Regions from separate parts of the Homo sapiens genome. Here region 2 is linked to region 1. Evidence: read pairs that join two places in POLR2A ChIA-PET (ENCODE). Cell type or tissue: K562. All regions are shown on one strand. Each heading gives the region's core, and the rest is flanking DNA. Links, peaks and the distances in the headings are about the cores only.

Evidence for each region. Peaks named below come from ENCODE experiments on the same cell type or tissue, not always from the same donor. Only the 100,000 strongest peaks of a DNase experiment are listed, where the experiment ranks them.
Region 2: POLR2A ChIA-PET joins it to region 1 with 5 read pairs; 2 of 35 experiments call an interaction of 5 or more read pairs at or near these places.

The regions. Positions count from the first base shown.
Region 1 is chr16:19,716,679-19,727,178 of GRCh38, reverse strand. IQCK (IQ motif containing K) reads right to left here and starts at 8,908. Exons shown (of 9, transcript NM_153208.3): 1 at 8,692-8,908. The coding sequence starts at 8,872. It overlaps KNOP1 (lysine rich nucleolar protein 1), which reads left to right and starts at 8,952. Exons shown (of 5, transcript NM_001012991.3): 1 at 8,952-9,021. RefSeq lists an enhancer at 8,699-9,028. In K562, for the core only: no CTCF peak of the experiment used is centred there; a DNase peak (open chromatin) is centred at 4,698.
Region 2 is chr16:19,625,781-19,628,280 of GRCh38, reverse strand. VPS35L (VPS35 endosomal protein sorting factor like) reads right to left here. Exons shown (of 31, transcript NM_020314.7): 15 at 2,058-2,104; 16 at 476-587. Among named protein-coding and RNA genes, the nearest start is that of VPS35L, 71 kb to the right of the region's middle. In K562, for the core only: no CTCF peak of the experiment used is centred there; no DNase peak of the experiment used is centred there.

The DNA.
Region 1 (10,500 bases), core at 3,610-6,109:
AAAAATTAGTGACTATCTTTTCTTTTCTTTCTTTCTTTTTTTTTTTTTGAGACCGAGTCTTGCTCCGTCGCCCAGGCTGGAGTGCAGTGGTATGATCTCGGCTTACTATGACCTCTGCCTCCTAGCTTCAAGCAATTCTCTTGCCTCAGCCTCCCAAGTAGCTGGGATTACAGGCACCCATCATCATGCCCGGCTAATTTTTGTATTTTTAGAGACAGGGTTTCATCATGTTGGCCAGGCTGGTCTCGAACTCCTGATCTCAAGTGATCTGCCCACCTTGGCCTCCCAAAGTGCTGGAATTACAGGCTTCAGCCAGCATGCCCGGCATTAATGACTATCTTTTCTAATAGGCTATATGTTTGGTAAGGGAAGTGCCTGGATCTGTTGTCTCACCATTATTTCCCCACAGAATACTGGCTGAATGAATGAACGAATGGATGAACAGAACCAACCATATCGTAAGTTACTTTTAACGGCTTATTCATTCATTTATATCTATTGTAAGCCCATTACCTGCTATGAACCATTCTGTGTGTTAAATATGAGACTCCTTTCAATGTTGCTACATACATGATGTGCCACATTTATTTAACCAGTGTACTCTTCATGGGCATTTAGGTTGTTTCCATTATTTTATTATTATAAACAATGTTTCAATGAACATCTTTATATAAATCATTGATCCACAGAGAGGTATTTTGGTAGGATCCTTAGATGTGGAATTTTTTTCTGTCAAAGGAAAAAATAACTTAAAATTTGGGCCAAATTGCCAAACTTTTCTCCAAAAAGTTTACAGTCACTTGTACTCCCAATAGTGACACTGCCTGTTTCTCTAGAGTATAATCAATCTTATACATTAAAAGTTTTTCAACACATGTAAAAGAAAAAAATGGTATTTTACTTTTATTTGCATTTCTTTATTACTTGCTATCATATTTTTCCAGTGAAATCTCTCAGGAGTTCCGGACTGGGCACGGTGGCTCACGCATGTAATCCCAGCACTTTGGGAGGCCGAGGCGGGCGGATCACGAGGTCAGGAGATCGAGACCATCGTGGCTAACACGATGAAACCCCGTCTCTACTAAAAATACAAAACTTAGCCGGGAGTGGTGGCGGGCGCCTGTAGTCCCAGCTACTTGGGAGGCTGAGGCAGGATAATGGTGTGAACTCGGGAGGTGGAGCTTGCGGTGAGCAGAGATCGAGCCGCTGCACTCCAGCCTGGGTGACAGAGTGAGACTCCATCTCCAAAAAAAAAAAAGAAAAAAAAGAAATCTCTCAGGAGTTCACTTAAATTTGATGGAAAAAATATAAATTTCTTCATCACATGATCACAAAAGACATACAGTTGAAATGATTATGTAGAAGTATGAAGTATGGGAAAATACTTTAGCTTCAAGACAATCTGATGTGTTACTTAAAACCTCTGTAATAGTTTAAGGGAATCTAACATATTTGAGAATGTCAGTTTTCCCTGTGGTTTCAATCTGAAATATGATTACAGACTGATGCTTTTACATTGAAAGGCATAAAAGAATTTAAGTTTGTAGAGTACTGGACTCTTAAAACAACTTGATTTACCATAGTTTAATTAATTCCATTTCCAAGAGTTGCTTCAGTGCTTAGAAAAGTGTGCTTATCTGCTCTGTTCTGCATTAGAAATACTTAAGAAAATCAGGGGCCCAGGCATGGATTACAGGCTCACACCTGTAATCCTAACATTTTGGGAAGCCAAGGTGGGCAGATTGTTGGAGCCCGGGAGTTCAAGAGCAGCCTGGGCAACACAGTGAAACCCTGTCTCTACAACAAATATAAAAATTAGCTGGGTGTGGTGGCGCACGCCTGTAATCCCAGCTACTTGGGAGGCTTAGGTGGGAGGATCACCTGAGCCTGGGAGGTTGAGGCTGTAGTAAGCACGATCACGCCACTGCACTTCAGCCTGGGCGACAGCCTGTCTCAAAAAAATAAAAATTAAAAAAAAATTTTTTTAAATCAGGTATATTAAATGTATAAATGTTTACAATCTTTCCATTACCAAAGGTTATAAATGGCATTAATTGATTAGGGGAATTTAATGTTATATGCATATTAAATGAACATTATGAACAAGTGAAAGTTGTTGTTCGTTTTACACAACAAAGGCAACATTTTAGGAGAGGCAGAGCAGAAGGAGCCCGGAAACTTGTTGGCAGAGTGGAGCCCCTGTGCCACAAGTGAACCCTCTCCCCTCAACTTCTGGGATGTGAGAATAATTAACCATCTTTGTTTAGGCCATTATGAGTTGGGCTTTCTGCTATTTGCAGCTGAACATGTTCCTGATAGAAACAATTAAAATGTAGCATTGACTGGTGGCCGGGCACGGTGGATCGCGCCTGTAATCCCAGCACTTTGGGAGGCCGAGGCAGGCAGATCACAAGGTCAGGAGATTGAGACCATCCTGGCTAACATGGTGAAACCCCCTCTCTACTAAAAATACAAAAACAAAATTAGCCGGGTGTGGTGGCGGGCACCTGTAGTCCCAGCTACTCAGGACGCTGAGGCAGGAGAATGGCGTGAATCCAGGAGGCGGAGCTTGCAGTGAGCCGAGATCGCACCACTGCACTGCAGCCTGGGTGACAGAGCCAGACTCTGACTCAAAAACAAAAAACAAAAAAAAACCCAACAACAAAAATGTAGCATTGACCCACAGTAGCTTATTGGAAGGGGATGGAACAGGAAGATGACGCTGGGAGTGAATCAGACGAACATTTGACAGGCATATACTATAGTGGGAGGTTGTACCAGGCTGCTGGAGAGCCACATGAACAGGGCAGAGGAGCTTATGTTCCAGAGAGGGGATGAATGATAAACCAGGGGTTATGATAAGTGAAAGTATTGCTGTAGAGGGCTTCAACCACAGCCTAGAGGAGAGGAAAGAAGGGGCTTTGAAATTGGCCTGAGGAATTACAGAAGGCTTTCCAGAAGAGGGGCCACGTGGACTGAGTCTAGAGAGATAAATGAGAAGGTAGGGATGTTCCAGGAAGAGACAAAGCTTGTGGAAAGGCATGGAGAGGAATAGTATGGTGCACTGGAGGAATAGTTTTGTGTGACTCCAAGTACACAACACAACAGTGGTACCGAAGTGCTTGTTTAAAATGCAGAACTCAAAGACTCACCCCCAAGGAGTCTGGCCCATCAGGGCAGGAAGGGGAGCCAAGGAAGCTGCTTTTTTTTTTTTTTTTGAAACAAGAGTCTCACTCTGTCACCCAGGCTGGAGGGCAATGGCATGATCTCGGCTCAGTGCAACCTCCTCCTCCCAGGTTCAAGTGATTCTCCTGCCTCAGCCTCCTGAGTAGCTGGGACTACAGGTGCACACTGCCATGCCTGGCTAATTTGTTTAAATTTTATTTTAGTAGAGATGGGGTTTCACCATGTTGGCCAGGCTGGTCTCGAACTCCTGAGCTCAGGCAATCCAGCCCCGTCGGTCTCCTAATGTGCTAGGATTACAGGCTTGAGCTACCACGCCCGGCCAGGAAGCTGCATTTTAACATGTATCCAGGAGATTTTGATGTAGGTGCTCCCAGTCCATGCTTTAAAACCATGCTGGTGTCTTCTTCAGGGGTTTGAACTTGAGAGTCAAAACAGACTTGAGTTTGAAGCCGACCCTGCCGCTTACTTTGGGCAAGTTTCCTAACCTTTCTAAGCCTCAATTTCCTCATCTGTTGCTGTGAGGCTTAAATGAGAAGTAATGCACCTAGCACAATGCCTGGCACATAAACAGCAGCTCAATAAATGGTTGCCATTAGGATGATTTGGGTGAATGGTATGTTGTGAACTAAGAAAAGTAAACAGAGATGGGACGTTAAGAAGCTTAAGGGTTAAGCTAAGGAGTTTATCTGTAAGCTATGAAAATCATTGTAGGTCACAGCATGATGCGATTAGATTTGAATTTTAGAGAGGTTCCTACGACAGCCAGTGGGATATGGTCTGGAAGGAGGCCTGCCTCAATTAACAAGCCACAGCAGCAATCTAAGCAGGGGGTGGTAAGGGCCTGATCTAAGGCAGCAGACATGAAGACTGGTGGGGGTGGGGAGTGGGGGCAGGGTGGGGATGGTGGGAGATATTAAACAGGTAGAATCTATAAGGACTGGCAAATGAGAGTGTGGGGCCGTGGAAAGTGAAAGGGAAGCAGGCCGGATGCGGTAGCTCACGCCTGTAATCCCAGCACTTTGGGAGGCTGAGGCGGGTGGATCACCTAAGGTCAGGAGTTCGACACCAGCCTGGCCAACATGGTGAAACCCCACCTAAAAATACAAAAATTAGCTGGGCATGGTGTCAAGTGCCTGTAATCCCAGCTACTCAGGAGGCTGAGGTGGGGGAATTGCTTGAACCTGGGAGGTGGAAGTTGAAGTAAGCAGATATCGCACCTCTGTACTCCAGCCTGGGCAACAGAGCAAGACTCTGTCTCAAGGGAAGGAAAAAAAAAAAAAAGCTGGACTGGGCAGCTGAGTGAACGATGGTAACATTCGTGGAGATGGAGATAAGTTGTTGGCGTCTAAAACAGTGCCTGCAGTTATACCTGGCCCAGCATTGAAAACAGTTCCCAGCCCTGGTAGATACAAGTTGGCTCAATGCTTAAGAACAATTTATTCGGAGAAATGAGGAAGAAGCTGGTCTGCCCTTAGTTGATAAGGGAATGGGAATGAAAGACTGATAGGAGCTGGAAGAGGATATAGGGTCATGGTGGAGGTTTCTTCCTGATATGACAGGCCAGGGGTGTTTGGAGGAAAAAGCTAGTAGAGAAGTTAAAGGCGTAGCAGAGGAAGTGAGTGATAAAGCAGGATCCTGGAATAGCAAGGGGACGGTAAGCAAAGATGGAGAGCTGAGTGGCGAGTAGCGGGGTGAGAGCTTCTTCCACGTGTACAGATGGATGTTAGCAGACTCCCTCCCCACTCCTGACTGCCTGACTCTTCTCAGTGAACGCATCCTATGCTAAGAGGTATCACAGAACATTTCAGGAGGTGTTACAGACTTGGACTAGTAGAACCAGGCAATGGGAGAAGGCATTGAGAGATGCTGATTGCTGAGCAGTGCTGAGAGCCAGTTGGGGTCATCTTTCTTCAGCTGGCTCAGTGGCTGTGCTGGAGGAACAAGTATTGATTCACAACTGATCCATGTCGGTATCTGGCAGGTGAAATGAAAGGCCAGATTTTACAACAGCATTGAGGGCTGAGGCCAGAGAGTGCTTGATTAAGTGATGAACCAATGACAATAGTGAGGATGCTGATAACAGTAATCACAGCATATCAAAATAGGAAACTGTAAGGCCAGGCGCGGTGGCTCACGCCTGTAATCCCAGCACTTTGGGAGGATGAGGCGGGCTGACTGCTTGAGGTCAGGTGTTTGAGACCAGCTTGGCCAACATGGCAAAACCCCATCTCTACAAAAAATTAGCCAGGCATGGTGGTGGGTGCCTGTAATCCCAGCTATTTGGGAGGCTGAAGCAGGAGAATTGCTTGAATCTGGGAGGCAGAGGTTGCAGTGAGCCGAGATTGCGCCACTGCACTGCAGCCTGGGTGACAGAGCCAGACTTCATCTCAAAAAAAAAAAAAAAAGGAAACTGTTAAGCCCCACATCCTTTGATTGTCTTGATTAAAACCATGAACACAGCTAGTCACAAACTACTATAAGATTTGATTAGAAGTGTTGGCCGGGAAGAAGTTTATTGACACTAACACGAGTGCTTTTTAGAATACAAAACTCAGTTGTCACTGGAAAGATGAGGGAGAAAACTGAAGAATATTTACAAATAAGTTATAGTGGTGAGCATGCACATACATACAAAAGAGCACTAGTCAGGTTGGTTAAGGTCTGTGTAAGTTAGATATTGACCTACTTTGTATTTTGTCTTCATGAAATTGAGTTTCTGGCAGGTCTGTTTGCTATGATAATTTGTCTTTTGAATGGAGATTATCTTAAGAGAATGTAGTACTTAATCTCAAAGATAGGATTACTACAAAGCCTGTTTTTTCATGTTTGTTGTCAGAAACTGAATTTACTACATGTTATAGAAAACTGCATTTGTTAGATGTTTAAGAATTGGGTTTATCCATCTGTTATAATACTCATCACAGTGTCCATGTGTATAGTTTGCCAATGTTGACCTCACTGAATTGTTTTTTTTTTTTTTCTAGACGGATTCTTACTTTGTTGCCCAGGCTGGAGTGCAGTGGCACGATCTCAGGTCATTGCAACCTCCGCCTCTCAGGTTCAAGCGACTCTCCTGCCTCAGTCTCCTGAGTAGCTGGGATTACCCACCACCAAGCCTGACTTAGTTTTTATATTTTTAGTAGAGACAGGGTTTCAACATGTTGGCCAGGCTAGTCTCCAATTCCTGACCGCAGGTGATCCACCCGCCTTGGCCTCCCAAAGTGCTGGGATTACAGGTGTGAGCCACCATGCCTGACCTCATTCTGTAACTCTATCATTTTAAAAGTGGCATCAATTCACTTGCTCTTCAGAGAGAACCAAAACCCTTTGTCTTTGCTTTCTCTCTAGAGGCCTATTTGACCAAAATAAACTCGGTGTGTAAATCACAACACAAGGCATGTTTCTTTGTCAACAATAATGAACATTTATTGACTACTTTTTAAATGCCAGGCACTGTGCTAAGCACCTTTTCATACATTATCTTACTTGGTCCCCACAACAGCCCTGTGAGGTAGGCACAACAATTATCTGTCTCTTACAGATGAGGCTGAGTAACTTTTCTAACAATCCTCTAGTAAACTGTATTATAAGAAACTGTTTGGCTTGGAGAAGTGAAAGCTCTGGGGAAAAGGCAGCCACAATAACTACCGTCAAATTATCTGAGTAGATTCTTTGGGGTAGAGTGATTAGCTCCTTGGATCATAGCACCAAGAGGTAAGGACGTAGGGGTGAAAGTGACAAAGAGAACATGCAAAATGAAAGGGATTTTTCTAGCACAATGTAAGGTTGGAGAAGGAATTTAAGTACTGGATGGGGTTGAAACAGACAGCTTTGGAGGGCATCTATCAACTGAGTCTACTATTCTCTTCCTTCTCTGTATTCTCCACTTCTTTCGAGTCATCGCATATACTGGTACATTCATTCTTTTTTTCCATTCAATAAACATTTACTGACCTGCACTATCCAATACAGCAGCCACTATCCAAATGTGGCTATTTAAATTTATTAAAATTAAGTCTGGGCTGGGCCTGGTGGCTCAGGCCTGTAATTGTAGCACTTTGGGAGGCCGAGGCAGGTAGATCACCTGAGGTCAGGAGTTCAAGAGCAGCCTGGCCAAAATGGTGAAACCCCTTCTCTACAAAAATAAAAAAATTAGCCAGGAATGATGACGGGTGCCTGTAATCCCAGCTACTCAGGAGATTGAGGTGTGAGAATGCTTGAACCCGGGAGGCGGAGGTTGCAGTGAGCCCAGCCAGTGCCACTGCATTCCAGCCTGGGCGACAGAGCAACATGCCGTCTCAAAAAAAAAAAAAAAAAAAAAATTTGAGTCCAACAAGAAATTCAGTTACTCAATTGCACTAATCACATTTCAAATGCTAACTAACCACACTTTTTTTTTTTTGGGGATGGAGTCTCGCTCTGTCACCCAGGCTGGAGTGCAGTGGCGCAAACTCGGCTCACTGCAACGCCACCTCCCTGGTTCAAGCAATTCCCTTTCCTCAGCCTCCCAAGTAGCTGAGATTATAGGCGCACACCACCACGCCCAGATAATTTTTTTTTTGTATTTTCAGTAGAGACGGGGTTTCACCGCGCTGTTTCAGGCAGCTTAGGTAGTGATGGTGGCCACACGAATGAAAAATCTGAGTCCTTGACCTTGAGGAGCTTATGGTCTAGTGGAGGAAAAAGAAAACATCCCACCCAACATTATTCATTAAGAACTAGCGCTTACGTAGCTCCTTCTGTAAATCGAGCAGTTTGTGTTTTTTTTTCCCCAATAATCCTTTTGCCCTCCTAAAATCAGGCAGTTTGCTAAGCACTTTTTGTGACTATCTGGTTCCATCTTCTTAACACCATCGAAATAGGTGCCATTATTATGCCCACTTTGCAGACAGGGTCATAAGTTAAATAATTTGCCCAACCTAAGTAACAAATACTGAGTAGAGCCACAAAGGAAGATGTGCTCAACTCCGCCTGGGGAGGTTAAGGAAGGTTTGAAGCAAGAAGGGACTAAAACCCGTTTGTCCACACCATGGTTACTGAACGTGTGGGCCACCGACTACCTACGTTAGGATTACCTGGGGTGCTCTTTTAAAAAGTGCAGATTCCCTGCATCCCAATTTGAAGCTCTGTGGGCGGGGCCTGGGAACCTCCGTTTATAACAAGATCCCCACCCCGGCCCCCGCCCCAGCAATTCCTTTCGGTTCACTAACCGAGGTTTAAGAACCAATGGTCCACACCGCATGGTTCTCTTTATTCAGCTTTCCCTCGCCGTTCCCTTGCCTTTAACCTCACTACGGATCGCGATTGGAGTCCGCGCTGCGTAACCTCGGGCCAGCCTCTCCGAGCCTCAGTTTCCCCATGCGTAAAATGCGGAGCCCGGGCCCGCGGAGCCGCTGCCCGGCGGCCCCGCCCGTCAGCCGACAGGCGCACAGTGGGCGCTCCCCAAACGCGGCCCCCGTCCGGCCGCCCGGGTCCCGCCCCTCTCGGCCAGCCCAGGTTTCCTACCCTTGCAGATCTGCTCCCACAGATTCTTGCTTGACGGCTCGGTGACCTGCCACGACGAGACAGGCAGCTCGCGGGACGCGAGAGACACGGTGGGCACCGGCGTCCGGGTGAACGACGAGTCTGTAGAGCAGCTGGGCTTGAGGCGCACTATGTGGCTGGGGATTTGCCGCGGTGCCGCCATGGCCGCGGTTTCCACGGTAACCGCGTTCGCCGGAAGGCCGCGACCCGGAAGAAGCCGGAACCCGAGAGGGTGGGCCGGCGACTCGAAGTGGACTTCCGGGTCACGGCGGAGCTGGCTCTCACGTGGAGGCGGGGAAATTTCGCCCACCGGTGAGTGCCAGGGCGCGTTGCAGGCGGGCCGGCGCGGGGTGTGGAGATTGCACCAGAGGAAGTGCGCGGCGGGGAAGATGGGGAAATGCGGTCCACCCACATCCCTGAATCCGACCCCTCCAGTCGGTGTGCGCCCGCTCCGGCCTGAGGCCGCCGCCTCCAGAAAGTTTTCCCGCCTCAGAGCCGGCCCTGGGACCCCACGTAATCCCTCCCAGTCTGTTGATGCGGAGGCTTGGGCCCATGGGAGCCTTGGAGGTACGGATCTTACTTCCTGGCTCCCGCGCGTCCTGCTGGTGATCCTGCCGGGGGAGTGGGGTGTTGCTGCACAGGCTTTGGAGTCCTGTGGGCGGAATTCCAGTCTCCGTTTTCCACTTGCTGGCTTTGGAACCTAGGGCAAGTGAATTATTGTAGTCTCTGGAGCTTGCGAGGTCGGGTATTCACAAAGATCTTCACAAGGCTGTCCCTGGAATTTAAAAGCGGTTTTGGAGAAAGCGTTTGCGTTTGCAGGAGATGCACTGTAACGTTCTTTTCCTTTCTCCTTGAAAGAGTGAATGCATTTGGTCGCAGGGCTAAAGAGGAGGATGCTATACTTTTCTAAATGGCAAGAGATGGGGAGAGAAGGGGATTAAGAGTTGACCCGCAACCTCCCGGTGGATTCTTTGTTCTTACCAGATCTCTTGGCCACTCCCCTATTCTGAAGTCGTCTTGGCTCTCTTGACTGCTCCCCTATTCTGAAGTCGTCTTGGCTCTCTTGACTGCTCCCCTATTCTGAAGTCGTCTTGGCTCTCCTGACTACACTATTTCAAGGTTTGCACCTTCTTCTTTGCAAGCTCCTTTATCTCTGCCCACTTATTTAAATGCCAATACAATAGTCCCCCTCCCCCATTATCCGCGGGCAGTACGTTCCTAAACCCCCAGTGGATGCCTGAAACCACAGACAGTACCGAACCCTAAATATAACTGTTTTTTCTTGTGTATACTATCTATGAGAAAGTTTATAAATTAGGCACAGTAGGGCCGGGCGTGGTGGCTCATGCCTGTAATCCCAGCACTTTGGGAGGATGAGGCGGGCGGATCACCTGAGGCCAGTAGTTGGAGACCAGCCTGGCCAACATAGTAAAACCCCGTCCCTACTAAAAATACAAAAATTAGCCGGGCGTGGTGGTATGTGCCTGTAATCCCGGCTACTCGGGAGGCTGAGGCGTGAAAATTGCTTGAACCCGGGAGGTGGAGGTTGCAGTGAGCCGAGATGATGCCACTGCACTCCAGCCTGGGCAACAGAGCCAGACCTTGTCTCACAAAAAATTAGGTGCAGTAAACGATTACCAACAATCTAGCTAGTAATAAAATAGAACAATTACAACAGTATACTGTAATAAAAGTTGCATGCATGTGGTCTCCCTCTCAAGATAACTTCCTGTACTGTGCTCACCTATTTTGGGACCAGGGTTGACCAGGGGTAACGGAAACCTGGGATTA
Region 2 (2,500 bases), core at 1-2,500, 95 kb after region 1:
GCAATTCTCCCACCTTAGCCTCCCAAGTAGCTGGGACTACAGGAATGCACCACCACACCCAGCTAAGTTTTGATTTTTTGTAGAGATGGGGTCTTGCTGTGTTGCCCAGGCTGGTCTCGAACTCCTGGCCTCAAGTGATCCTCCTGCCCTGGCCTCCCAAGTGATAGGATTATAAACATGAGCCACCGTGCCCAGCCTGATATATTCTTAAATATGTTAGACCAAAGTCTTTCTTAAATCCTTCATAGTGAGCCAATCTGATAGATTTAGGGCTCATGGGGGCCTGAAGCATAGCAATCACACAGTGTCTGACAATCCCAACCTCTAACTCATCTTCCATTGCGTTCCTCAGAAACAGAGCCTTCGCCTGTGTTCCTGCTGGCCCATGCTGTTCCCAAAACCGGACTGTCTCTCAAGAGCTATCAGATACACACCGCTTATTTGTGTCCTACTGAGCATGAAGTCAAGAGCCTACCTTGGGGAAACCAGATTCATCACACTCTTTAATCATGCCAATGAAATCCATAGACCTTGTGGCGATGAACTCAGCCCGGAAGGCAGACATCACAGAATTCAACAGCAAGGCACTGCAAGACACAGATCCCCAAGTCAGCCTGGCTTCTCCTCAATCAAAGTTGCTTTAATTTTTGAATATATATTGCCAGGAAGGAAGACTAACAGCTCTTTAGCGGTAGGGTTGGGGAAAAACAAAAAATCAGAGTAAAAAGGTAAACTGGAGAGACTAACACAGTGTCCTGTACATATCTGCAACTCAATAAATGTTGAATTAACTGGATGTTTAGATGGATGGATGGCTAGATGGCAGGGTGGATAGACAGATCAGCAAGTGATCCAGTTCATTTAAGGAGAAGAAGAGCGAGCATTCAATAAGCTGGTGCACTAATGAGACAGAACATTAAGTAACGATATTGATCCATGTTGTAAATATATATCCACATCGTTTATGCAAGAGTTTTGGTTTTTTTGTTTTTTTTTTTTTGAGATGGAGTCTCACTTTGTTGCCCAGGCTGGAGTAGTGTCACGATCTTGGCTCACTGCAACCTCCACCTCCCGGGTTCAAGTGATTCTCCTGCCTCAGCCTCCCAAGTAACTGAGATTACAGGCATGCGCCACCATGCTCGGCTAATTTTATGTATTTTTAGTAGAGACAGGGTTTCACCATGTTGGCCAGGCTGGTCTCAAACTCCTGACCTCAGGTGATCCACCCGTCTCAGCCTCCCAAAGTGCTGGGATTATAGGCATGCACCACTGTGTCTGGCCAGTTTATGCAAGAGATTTCTTAGTAAAGAGATCTTATGTTATAGGCACCAGGCACAGGGGACACAGTGGTAAACAAAGCCCATGCAAGGCTGTTTCCATGTATCTACCACTAAAAGGAAAGCAGAGAGACAACCTCATATTCGTGAGAGTCAGGGAGATCAATTTCATCCTAGCCCAACCACCTACCACAGCCCCATGGGGAAATAACTATTATTATTACTTTTTTTCTTTTGTTTTTTGAGACAGCGTCTCACTCTGTCGCCAAGCTAGAGTACAGTGTCATGATCTCGGCTCACTGAAACCTCTGCCTCCCGGGTTCAAGCAATTCTCCTGCCCCAGTCTCCTGAGTAGCTGCGACTACAGGCATACACCACCAAGCCCGGCTAGTTATTGTATTTTTAGTAGAGATGGGGTTTTGCCACGTTGGCCAGGCTGGTCTCGAACTCCTGACCTCAGGTGATCCACACGCCTCAGCCTCCCAAAATGCTGGGATTACAGGCATCAGCCACCACGCCCAGTTGAAAGAACTATTATTACTCCCGTTTTACAGATGAAGAGACAGAGGCACAGAGAGGTCAAGCAAGCGGCCCAAGGTCACAGGGCTAAGACAGAACAGAGCCAAGGTCTGAGGCCAGGCAACCGGACTCCAGCATTCTAAACCTCCATGCAGTCCTGCCTCTCTCTCTTCAGCTCATACCCAGGTAAGCAGGCCAAGCTCAAAAATAGCAGCCAACGCCATTTTCAAACTCATGCTTTATGAATCTTAAAATACTTACTTGTTTCCTAGTTTCTTACACCTTTCCATCATCTCGGTCAGCAGAGCCTATTATGTTAAAAATAATAATAATTAAAAAATCAGGTTGGAGGAGCTAAAGTAACATTTCTAAGAGATTTCCAAAGTCGAACTCTAAAATGAATGTAGCCACATGTCCATTAAGATAATTCTCAGTGTCTGGTAGGGATGGGGAGGCTTGGGGAGAAAAAAATTCACTTTCATGGCATTTAGTGTAATAAATAGAAGGAGGGGGCCGGGTACAGTGGCTCGCACCTATAATTCTAGCATTTTGGTAGACCGAGGCAGGTGGATCACTTGAGGTCAAGAGCTCGAGACTAGTCTGGCCAACATGGTAAAACCCCGTCTCCACTAAAAATACAAAAATTAGCCAGGTGTGATAGCGGGTGCCTGTAATCCCAGCTACTCAGAGGGCTAAGGAAGGAG